2 separate regions of the Homo sapiens genome follow, and region 1 is linked to region 2. Evidence: chromatin loops called from intact Hi-C (ENCODE). Cell type or tissue: adrenal gland. All regions are shown on one strand. Links, peaks and the distances in the headings refer to the core of each region. The heading gives the core; the rest is flanking DNA.

Region 1 (5,000 bases), core at 1-5,000, 140 kb after region 2:
AACCAACAAAACGAAAATAAAGCCCCAGAGAAACTCACCCCGGGGTGTCCCTGCCCCAGTGAGGCCCTGGCCCTGGGTTGTTTCACACTTAAAAAGAAAAGGGGGTGGGGGTGAAGGTCTGTGTTTTTTAAAGTTGGCCGGGGCTGGGAAGGACGGGGTTCCTTTTCCTCATAGTTCTTTCTTTAAAACCTTTAATTTTTTTATTTTATTTATTTTTTTTACAAAATACCATTTCAGTTCCCACTTCTTCCCCTACAGTACAGGAGTTGCTCACCCTCAGGTGGGGCTGGGGTCGGGTCGGGAGTGGGGGGACTGGTCCGAGAAAGTGCAGGACGTAGGGGAGGGGAGCGGGTTTGAGCACCATGAGAACCCGGCTGGAGCCGCGGGCGGACGGGTGGAGACGGTCGGGCCGGGCCCGGACACACACTGGGGCGCGGGGAGAGCCCGGCGACGGGCGGTCCCTGGAGGGGCGGGCAGGATGGCTTGGGGGTGTGGGAGGTCGGGTTTTCCCAAAAATGAATAAATAGAGGTGAGTGGGACTGTTATAAATTAAAAACAAAAAAACAAGAAAAGAACAAAAAATACAAATCATAACCAAGTGAATAAAGAGACATGTACAGGGGTCACAGCTAGCATTGGAAGTAAAAAAGGAGGTTCCGGGGGAGGGGTAAAGCCCATAGAAAGAATCTCATTAAAAACCTCGGCTGCCGTAACGTCTATGTACATACACGAGCCGCGTGCATCTGCGCCGGGCGGGCGGGCGGCTGGCAGGGTGAGGGAACCCGTATGTGACCCCCGCCGCCGCCGGAGCCTGGTCCTTGTGTCTGTTGCTAAAAAGGCCAAAGTCGGTGAGGGGAGGCGCTGGTGGGCGAGGGGCTGCCAGCCCCCTCCCCCGTCTCCCATTTTTTTTCCTTTTTTCCTCATATTTGCTAAAAAAAAAAAAAAAGTTTTTCTTAATAAATTAAGTGAGGGGAGCTGCCAATGGGGTGGAAGGGCTGGGCCCGACCCCCTTCTCGGCCACAGGCGGGACCTAGGTCCAGCCCAGGCATGTGCTGGTGGCCCCGCGGCGCCTTGCGCGGGCAGGCAGGCGGGCGGGGCGTCCGGCCTCATCGCGACGTGCTGGCTGGGGCCTGGGGGGAGAAAGCCGGCGGGGGCTCAGGGAAAGGCGCGGCCGGGCTCCCGAAGCCCGTCCCTGCAGCCTGCCCCAGTGCCCTCCTCCGCTGCCCGCGCGCCCGCCGGGCCCTCACCAGCGTGAAGGCGTCGTAGGCCTGAGCCAGCTCCTCAGTGCGGTACTGCTCCAGCACCACCACGCCCTGCAGGCCTGCGCTGCGGCGCCGGGCACAGCCCTCGCAGTGTACCAGGTACGTGTTGCGGCTGCCATTCTCACTTGTCACGAACAGGATGTTAAACACCTCCACCTGGGGCAGGGAGGACAGTGCAGTCAGGGGGAGGGAGGGCCACTGTGGACACTCAGGGAGAGCAGCAGAGCCGGCCCACTCACATCGCACTCGTTGCAGTAGTAGGCTGGCTCGTCCTTGACACGGCCCTGGTAAGCGATTTTCTTCCCTGCCCGCACCAGGCTCTCGCGTTGCACCTGGCAGTGCTTCATGGACTGCAGCAGGCAGAACCTGGGGAGCAGTGGGGTTGTGTTGAGACCACCGGCAAGGAGGAGGCCTGAGGCAGGGCTGGAGCAAGGGCAGAGGGGTGGGCAGCCCCAGGGCCCTCCCCTAGGGGCCTCCCCGCTTCATGTCTAGGTCACATCCTCTGTCCTGGGCATCTGTTATAGGCGAAGTTTCCTGTGGCTTTTGTCTATTTGGACCACTAGAAAAGGTCATGACAGCAAGGACCTAGTTAGCCTCCCCAACACAGTAACACTCGGGGCACAGGCAGACAAGGATGGAGAGAGGTAAAAATGGGGTGGAGTCAGACAGGAAGAACAAGAAAAGGGACCAGTCAGTGGAGGTGGGCTCCCACCCAAATAGGGTCCTCACTTGATCATCTTGAACAAGTCGGGGTCGCTGATTTTGACCGTGCGAGCCACGTTCCATGACACGTGAATCATGGGCACGATGGATTTGACGTTCTTCACCTCATTCCACTCGTATCGTTCCAGGGCCAGCTGGTACTGATAGGCTGCGGGCCAAAGGCGATCACAACAGGACTCTCAAACAGCCCCCAGACACCTAGGCCCAAGCCCCTTCCCTCACTGCTGGCGGCTCTCCAAGCCCCAGCCTCCCAGGCCCTTGCCGCTGAGGCGCCACACCACGCCAACACCTGCCCCACCCTCTCACCGGTGAGGGGCCCCACGTTCCAGGCAATGTTGTTGCACCAGCCGGTGGCCTGCACCCAGTGCACAGTCCCCGCATTAATCCACACGAGGTCTCCGGGTCGCTGCACGAAGCGGTACACAGGAATATTGGATGCATAGAGATCATCCAGGATTGGCCACCAGGAACCCGTCAAGTAGTCCACGCCGTGCCTGCGGGGTGGCCACAGGTCAGGTGGGAACTGGGGACCGAGGGCGGGGACGCGGCAGTCTGACTTGCGCAGGACGGCACGCACCGATCACAGAAAGCGCTGATGGTCTCCCAGTAGTGCTCGTGCACCGCGAACCACTCGCAGTCGCCTGGGCCAATGTTGATGTTGACGGAGCAGAAGTTGTTATTCTCCTGGTGGCCTGCAGGGGTCGACAGAGAACGGCATGGCTGGCCAGGTCGGAACTGCGATCCCCGATAGCCCCGCCCTCTGCCCTCATTGGCTGACGGCTGAGCGCCGCCGCCAGCCCCTCCTCTCGCGCTTCCAGCATCAGCGCGCACAGGCGTGGAGCGCACCTGGCGTTCGGCTGCCGGGCACCTTCATGTACAGCTGCACCGTGTTCATGCCCAGGATGGTGTGGCCCACGTGGCTCAGCATGTTGCCCGTGGATGTTACCCGCATGAAGGCGGGCAGCTTCAGCAGCTCCTGCAGCTGGGGCTTCCACCTGCGGTGCGGAAGTGCGACGAGAGGCTACACCCCGCCCCCGCCACGAGGTCCTAGCAGCACTCCTGCCCCAACTTCCCTGGCCTCAGCCCCACTGACCGCTTAGCATCAGACAAGTCGATGTTGGTGCCAAACTTGATGATGTGATGGTTCTTCGGGTCTGGTGCGCTGCTGCTGGGGCGAAGAGCACAGGTTGGTGGAGAGCAGAGGGAGGGGAAGGAAGCAGGAACAGAAGGGGCACACCTGCACAGTACCTAGGAGGGGTTCCAGTGGTGCTGTCTGGCTCCTCTGACTCCTCATCCTCACTCTCCTTCTCCTCCTGTTCAGCCAGAGGGTAGGCAGGCCTGGGTCAGAGACCTTTCGAGAGCCCTCCCACCGCAGCCCCGTCCCAGGACCTGCCTCTGGCCACGTTCTCATCTCACCTGCAGAGACTCCTGGAAGGATGAGGCCTGGTACTGTGCGTACTTGGCAATGGTGGTGTGGGAACGGGAGCTCTCACAAGGCCAGATCTGCCGAGTGCCTGTCAGATCCCAGTTCTCATCTGAGGGCTGCTGCACCTGGGTGCGAACTTCCACGGTGTGTTCGCCACTCGCTTCCACCAGGGTCTTGGTGGAGAAGAGGCCCAAGTCTGGAAGGGAGGGCCGAGCAGGGTGTCGGGGCAGAGGCAGAGGATAGGGACCGAGGACCCAATCGACCCTTTCCCTTCCTACTCCTCTGGCTCTGACAGGGTGGTCATAGGTTTAGCAGAGCTCAGCCCAGAAGAAATAGGCAGGAGCCCTAGCCCCACAGGAAGCTGGGAGTGCTGGCCTCTATCTGCATCCTCACCAGCCCTCTTTCTCCTGCAGCTGCTCAAGGACTCAGCCCCTAGACCAGTGTTCCCAGATGTGTGCGTGGCCATGTGCACCGCACCTGACAGACACATAGTAGGTGCTCAATGAATGGCAGCTTCTTTTTTCCCCATTTGGAGTCTAGTCAAAACAGCAGCTTCTTTGAGTTACCATTGGATCCAATTAAAGATTAAAGATTCAGTCAAGTGAAAGCCTGAAATGTGCTTCAAATAACTCAGTGTGGGGAAGGGAGAACATACAGGTATAAAGGAGACAAGATTGACCTTTGTATTTCTATACAGCTTTCTCTAATTTTGTATGTGTTTGAAATTCTGCGCAATAAAAGACTGAGAGAGAGCCCCAACATCACAGATTTTCAGGGGTTTTCTAAAATCTGTATTATTCTCTTCCTTAATCACCAAAAAATTCAGAAATGACTAATCAGGCCCTGACTATGGCCCCTTCTCCCTTGCCAAATGCTGGAGACAGACAGATGGGAGAAGAGCCCAAGGCCAGCAGACCCATCACTCAGTGGACTCCTCACGGCCACTGTCATGAGTCTTCAAGTGTGGGATTTCTCAGAGGGTCCTACATGCCCCAGACCCTTGTAGCCCTCCCTAACACTTTCTGCCCCCCATACTCACTGAGCCGCAGGGAGCCCGCCAGGCCCCGGATCACTGTGATGGGATTTCGAGGGTCTGTACAGAACTGCAGCAGGACAGGTGAGAAGGCATCCCGTTTGCTCTCCAGCTGAGACATGACCAGGAGAGCTGGGGTCAGAGCCCTGGCCCAGGCTCAGAGCACCCCAGCAGTCCCCAACACTGTCTTAGAACCCTCTGGCAGGGGTGGTTCTGAGGCCAAGTGGCACACATACATAGATGCTGGGTGTAGGGGGGTTGAGTTTTTCCCGGGGCAGCTTCTCCTCAGTGTTGATCTTCGGTTTCACAGACTGGGCAGGGGAAAGGTAGGACTCTCGAAACTTCCCTTTCACCTTGGCATTCCTGCGGGAGGACAGTGGAATGAAGACAGAAACATCAGGGTGATGGGGGAAGGGAGCCTGTCTCCGGGACAAGCAAGCAGGCAGCCGACTCACCTGCTGGCGCGCACGACGTCAGCAGCACAGTGGCTGATGGTGAGGTCTGCCATGCGCAGCCGCCGCTCTTCCACCTCAGAGGCGATAAAGGTCTCCTTGTC
Region 2 (6,632 bases), core at 940-5,939:
GACTAGCTGAAACACGGAAGAGGTGAGAACACCACTCCATAAGACACGCCCACCAGTGCCATGTCAGTTTACCATTGCCATGGCAACACCCAGAAGTTACTACCCCTTTCCATGGCAACAACTCAACAACCCAGAAGTTACCAACCTTTTTCTAGAAATTGTTGCATATCCACCCCTTGCCACCAGCTTGCCCTTGAATTCTTTCTTGGGTGAAGCCAAGAACCCTCCCTGGCTAAGCCTCAATTTTGGGGCTCACCTGCCCTGCATCAGTGGAACCAGTGACAGTCACAGAGGACAGCCTACACCAAAGCTTGCATTGGCAAATTCTGGGTCTTTCCTGTTCATCCAGGTTTTCCATGGGTCCACACAGTGGAGCTGGGCATGTAAGGTGCTCAGGGAGTGCTAGTGGAATGTTACGATGCCACATTCCAGGGAAGCTCTTGACCACCCCACAGAGCTGGGATGATCTCATTTTTAATCCAGAACAGGTACCCTGAGAGCTGCAGAAAGTTGGTGAATCACCTGTGGAGACTCAGCTGCCTCTGGACCCAACTTGGATGCAGAAGTGCTAGACCTTGAGTTGATGCCATAATGGGAAGAGCCTTGTGTTTTCATGTGGTTGGAATGTGAGTTGTGGTCAGAGGGCAGGCTGTGGCGTATTGTATTTTCTAAAGATGGCCACAACAGGCTGGGTGCAGTGGCTCATGCCTGTAATCCCAGCACTTTGGGAGGCCGAAGTGGGTGGATCACAAGGTCAGGAGATCGAGACCATCCTGGCCAACATGGTGAAATCCCATTTCTACTAAAATACAAAAAATTAGCCGGGCGTGGTGGCCTGCACCTGTAGTCCCAGCTACAGTCCTTGTCATCTAGGTTAAACTGGCTACACCCTCAGCCTGGTGTGAGCCAGGCCCTGCCAATCCATCACCTTGCCTGGTGACTGTGATGGGCTCGGGAGTGGACATCCGACCAAAAGCAGGCCAGTTAGTCAAGAGACTCAATTCTTGGCCGGGTGCAGTGGCTCATACCTGTAATCCCAGCACTTCGGGAGGCCTAGGCGGGTGGATCACCTGAGGCCAGAAGTTCAAGACCAGCCTGGTCAACATGGTGAAACTCCATCTCTACTAAAAATACAAAAAATCAGCCGGGCATTGTGGCGGGTGCCTGTAGTCCCAGCTACTCAGGAGGCTGAGGCGGGAGAATCCCTTGAACCTGGGAGGCGGAGGTTGCAGTGAGCCAAGATCCTGCCATTGCACTCCAGCCTGGACAAAGGAGTGAAACTCCGTCTCAAAAAAATAAATAAATAAATAAAAAGAGACTCAATTCTTGGATTTTTGTGGAAGCCATTAGGTAAGTGGGGTCTTTGCTGGTTGGATTTAAGTCTGGGAGGATGAAGGACAGCACTGTTGCAGCCGTTTTGCCACAATGAGGGGAGGGCCTTTGGGAGGATAAAGCCCAGCATAGAAGAGAGCAAAGCCTGAGGCCTGCGGCGTCTATGCCTGAATCCAGCTGTGCCTGAAGGTAGCGCTGTAGCTCAGGTTTCCAGTTACAAGAACCCATTCAACCTTTCTGCCTTAGCCTGGTTAGCATTGTGGTCCTACTGAACGTACCATTCAGGAGAATCACGTTTAAAAGTGGCACAAGACAAAGACATGAATCTGAATACCTTCAGACTGGGATTACAGGCACGTGCTAATTTTTGTATTTTTAGTAGAGACGGGGTTTCGCCATATTGGCCAGGCTGGTCTCGAACTCCTGACCTCAGGTGATCCACCCGCCTCGGCCTCCCAGAGTGCTCGGATTACAGCCGTGAGCCACCGCGCCCGGCCTCATTTTAGCCATTTTTAAGTGTACAGTTTAGTGGCATTAAGTACAGCCAAAATTTTTGTGTAACCATCACCACTACACCTGAAACTCTTCACCATCTCCAACAAAAGCTCTGTACCCATTAAACAACGACGGCCCCTCTAGTCTACTTTCTCCTGTATGAATTTACCTATTCTAAGTACCTCGTAGAGGTGGAATCATACAGGATTTGTCCTTCCGTATTTGGCTTATTTCACTCAGGGTAATGTTTTCAGGGTCCACCCACATTATAGCATGTGTAAGAATTTCATTCCTGTTAGAGGCTGAATAATACTCCATTGCATGGATGTACCACATTTTGGACACCAAGTTTTTTATTGTGAATGCAAGATTCTGGCATTAATGTTATTGAGGGTATTAATTTGAATATTTTAAGTACATTCTTGTACTTATAATTCGTGTACTCCATTCCGTTTGTTTGTTTGTTTGTTTGTTTTTTGTTTTTGAGACGGAGTCTCGCTCTGCCGCCCAGGCTGGAGTGCAGTGGCGCTATCTCGGCTCACTGCAAGCTCCGCCTCCCGGGTTCACGCCATTCTCCTGCCTCAGCCTCCCGAGTAGCTGGGACTACAGGCGCCCGCCACCAAGCCCGGCTCATTTTTTGTATTTTTAGTAGAGACGGGGTTTCACCGTGTTCGCCAGGATGCTCTCGATCTCTTGACCTCGTGATCCGCCCGCCTCGGCCTCCCAAAGTGCTGGGATTACAGGCGTTAGCCACCGCGCCCGGCCCGTGTACTCTATTCTTTAGCGGATTGCCCTTCTTTAACCACCTTTTTCAGGAGGCGGTAGGGCCTTACTTCGGGGTGATTGTCCGTTGACTCTTCACCCTGGGGAGTGGAGCTGGAGGCTGACGCGCTTGGAGGCTGGTGTGGGCTCCCTGGTCGTCCGCATGGATCATCTTTTGCTGCCTCCCCTCTCCTCTTCCGCCGACCCCCTCAGCTACCCCGTCTTGGTGCTAAGTGGATGCAGATGAGACAACGGGCACGTTTCCCTGCAGGGACCGGCTTAGCCGCCAGGGGGAGCCCCAAGGATAAGGCGCGAGGCGGCCGGGGCTCAGGTTGCGCAGGCACCGAGGGCACCTGGGCTCTTCCGCCCCCTGCTCTGTGAAGGCCAGGGTGCGGCAGGGCCACCCTCCCCGGAGTCTCTCTTCTTCTGGCCGCAGCGGGTAGACCGCAGAGTGGTCCGGGTGCAGCGGCGCCCGGGCAGCTGCGGAAGTGGCAGGGTTGGGGTGGCGGCTGGAGCGCCACGCGCGTTCCCTCTCCCGCTTCCGCACCCGCTTCTGCACCAGCCTCGGGCAGTCAGTCCCCCGGTGGTTTAGTGATGGAGGAAGCGAGGCGCGATCGGGCGGCGCTGGACATTCCTCAGCCCTGAAACCCTGATGCCCGGGGCCCGCTGCTTAGAGCTGGGGCTGGGCGGAGCTCTACTGGGGAGACCTTTCCACCTTCCTTTAGGGAGCCCCTCCTTTGCGCTGGGTGCTCAGCTCAGCACTGCGTGACTTTGCTCTCAACGAAGAACACATTTCCTCAAATTCCTCAGATTTTCAGTTCTGTTAGTAACATTCTCTCCAGCTTTATCATTTGCTGGAACAGATTTTTTTTTTTCCGAGACCGAGTTTCGCTCTTGTTACCCATGCTGGAGTGCAATAGCGCGATTTCGGCTCACTGCAACCTCCGCCATGCGCTAGCATGCCCGGCTAATTTTGCATTTTTTTTTTTCAGTAGAGACGAGGTTTCACCATGTTGGTCAGGCTGGTCTCGAACTCCTGACCTCAGGTGATCACCCACCTCGGCCTCCCAAAGTGCTGGGATTACAGGCGTGAGCCACCGCTCCAGGTCGGAACAGTTCATTTTTTAAACTGTCATACAATTACTTCTTTCTGATCATTTCCATGACGTGTGGGGAGAAAAGAGACAATTGTGGGGTACAATCCTTGAAACCAGAAATCAATGAAGTTATACTTGACCGGATTTTAACATTCTTCCGCATTATGGTTTTGTGTTTCCTCCTTTCTTCTTGTCTCTTTTTTGATAATTATAAACATTGATTCCTGGCTGGGCACAGTGGTTCCTGCCTGTAATCACCAGCATTTTGGGAGGCCAAGGCGGGAGGATCATTGAACCCAGGAGGTCGAGACGGCAGTGAACCTGATCACACCACTGCACTCCAGCCTGAGCAATAGAGCGAGACCCTATCTCAAAAAGAAAAAAAAAAGAGTCCTAATGATCTAGCACATTCTACATTCACTGCTTGATTCTGGGACATGTTTCGTTGGGGATTATAGTTCTGAATTACAAAGTATTACCGGAATGGGCTGTGATCAGGATTATAAATAGCAGCAATTACATGCTTTTTGAACTAGAAAAGATGTTCTAAATTGACCTAGATATATACAGACTATTGGGACACGTGGTGGATAAAAATTAAGGCCTAGTAGCTGGACTCTAAAAAACAATGTTTTCCACCAGGGGGAGCTGTAGACTATGTCTGAAGGTATTCAGATTCATGTCTTTGTCTTGTGCCACTTTTAAACGTGATTCTCCTGAATGGTACGTTCAGTGGGACCACAATACTAACCAGGCTAAGGCAGAAAGGTTGAATGGGTTCTTGTAACTGGAAACCTGAGCTACAGCGCTACCTTCAGGCACAGCTGGATTCAGGCATAGATGCCGCAGGCCTCAGGCTTTGCTCTCTTCTATGCTGGGCTTTATCCTCCCAAAGGCCCTCCCCTCATTGTGGCAAAACGGCTGCAACAGTGCTGTCCTTCATCCTCCCAGACTTAAATCCAACCAGCAAAGACCCCACTTACCTAATGGCTTCCACAAAAATCCAAGAGTCTCTTGACTAACTGGCCTGCCTTTGGTCGGATGTCCACTCCCGAGTCCATCTCAGTCACCAGGCAAGGTGATGGATTGGCAGGGCCTGGCTCACACCAGGCTGAGGGTGTAGCCAGTTTAACCTAGATGACAAGGACTGAGGGGGACAGGGAGAGGTCTAGAGGCAAAATCAGGCTCTGCTGCTGGAAGTGGGTGAATGGGTGCTGGTGCTGCCCTCAGAAAACATACAGAGAAGGAGGCCGGGTGTGGAGGCTCACACCTGTAATCTCCGCGCTTTGGGAGACTGAGGTGGGCAGATCATCTGAGGTCGGGAGTTTGAGTTCAGCCTGGACAACATGGTGAAACCCCATCTCTACTAAAAATTAGCCAGGTGTGGTGCAGGTGCCTGTAATCCCAGCTACCCAGGAGGCTGAGGCAGGAGAATCGCTTGAACCTGGGAGGCGGAGATTGCAGTGAGCTGAGATCGTGCCATTGTACTCCAGCCTGGGCGACAGAGCGAGACTCTGTCTCCAAATAGAATAAAATAAAGTAAAATAAACCGTACAGAGAAGGAGAAGGTGACAACGTAAGGCAGATGGAATGCACCATCGGGAGGTGGGGGCGCGACAAGGGATGCAGAGCATAGACTACGGGATCAGCTCCACACAGGAGAAGGGACCTCTTAGCTGGCCGTTGTGCTGGGTAGGCAGCCTGAATTAGTGACTTCAGAGGGGAGGCAGCTCTGGGAGATGACACAGTGGGGGTTTGGTCCTGTGACGTCATGGCTGAAGGAGGTAGAGGAGAAGCATGTGACACGAGGAGTTCGGGGCGCTCAGAGGCCAAGCTGATGGCTGGATTGATCTTGGGGATGGTGAAGTCACCAGAATGAGAAGACTGGGAGCTGATGGAGAAGAGGGTGTGCCCACTGCTCAGTGAATGATGGCATTCACCAGGGATGGGGGCGGGGTGGAAGAGGTGAGTGGCATGGCCCTCAAGGAACCACTGGGAATGAGGACACTGACCCCAAACCTCTCAACTCTGGGGTGTGTGGCGTCTGGGAGGAGCCTGTGAGCAGAGCCAGATCTTGAGTAAAGAAGGAGGTGGAGGGAGAATCCTGTGAATAGGATGTTAAGAATGCAGGAGAAACTGAATTAAACAGGACGGATTAAGCAGATCTATTTATCTCTTCACCCTCCCCAAACCCCACTAAAATTACAATAAAGGGATAAAAAAGGCATAAACCCACAAGGACAAGAAGAGCGGGGGAGGAAATGAGCACAGACAGGAGAACTCAGCATTCTGGAAAGCAGGGGGAGAGTGGAGAGTGATGACTGACTTGGCAGAGCAGAGGGAGCTCAAATCCAAGCGCTGGCGGGTGGGGGTGGACATCAAAAACCAGCAGAATCCGGGAAGCCTGAGGGATTGGAAATATCAGGTGTTTTGTCTATTTACTGGTAGGAAATAAAATACTCCCCAATGTTGCATGGCTTGAAGCAATGCCAGTTGTAACTTCATGATTCTGTGGACCCAGTGGCTTCACCAGGCGGCCCTGCTCCACGTGATGCTGGCCGGGGTATGGGGCTGGTAGCTGGTGTTGCTATCCTCCAGCAAGTTGGTGAGGGCTGTGAGTTGAGGACCTCTGTACTTCTCTATGTAGTGATTCCATGGCTTGGGCTTCTCAGAGCATGGTAGCATAGAAATTAGCTTTGGTTAGTTAAATCCAGTTCTTCCTTAGGGCCATTTTCCCAATACATTTGATCATCAATATCAGTATTATCACATGACCTGTTTATGTAAGATAGTTGAATCTTAGCAACAAGGTGAGTGTTAACGCTATATCACAATATGGCTGTAGATATAACCTGAAAAATAATAGTCAAAAGATAATGGCATATTACCAGAGTCTTAGACATTAACAGGGAGTCCCGTCCATCTGGAGTAATCATAGCATATGAC

The links. A loop is a pair of places that touch in the nucleus more often than their neighbours do. Peaks named below come from ENCODE experiments on the same cell type or tissue, not always from the same donor. Only the 100,000 strongest peaks of a DNase experiment are listed, where the experiment ranks them.
Region 1: a loop joins it to region 2, with 4 times the contacts of the local background. A loop is called at or near these places in 94 of 110 quality-filtered maps.

What each region holds. Positions count from the first base shown.
Region 1 is chr17:7,849,628-7,854,627 of GRCh38, reverse strand. KDM6B (lysine demethylase 6B) reads right to left here. Exons shown (of 24, transcript NM_001348716.2): 12 at 4,900-5,000; 13 at 4,681-4,807; 14 at 4,451-4,556; 15 at 3,402-3,607; 16 at 3,234-3,298; 17 at 3,079-3,150; 18 at 2,832-2,980; 19 at 2,563-2,677; 20 at 2,292-2,479; 21 at 1,992-2,133; 22 at 1,502-1,628; 23 at 1,248-1,418; 24 at 1-1,130. The coding sequence ends at 1,107. LOC107987244 (a long non-coding RNA gene) reads left to right here and starts at 2,832. Exons shown (of 2, transcript XR_001752777.2): 1 at 2,832-3,171; 2 at 3,307-4,170. RefSeq lists enhancers at 876-1,840, 2,414-2,643, 1,841-2,804, 2,623-2,917, 2,974-3,083 and 1 more. In adrenal gland, for the core only: CTCF peaks have their summits at 2,475 and 2,676 (motif pointing right); a DNase peak (open chromatin) is centred at 2,697; H3K27ac peaks cover 1,317 bases.
Region 2 is chr17:7,986,594-7,993,225 of GRCh38, reverse strand. No RefSeq gene overlaps it. Among named protein-coding and RNA genes, the nearest start is that of GUCY2D, 13 kb to the left of the region's middle. In adrenal gland, for the core only: CTCF peaks have their summits at 2,677, 2,881 (motif pointing right), 4,128 and 4,329 (motif pointing right); a DNase peak (open chromatin) is centred at 2,875; H3K4me3 peaks cover 760 bases; H3K27ac peaks cover 270 bases.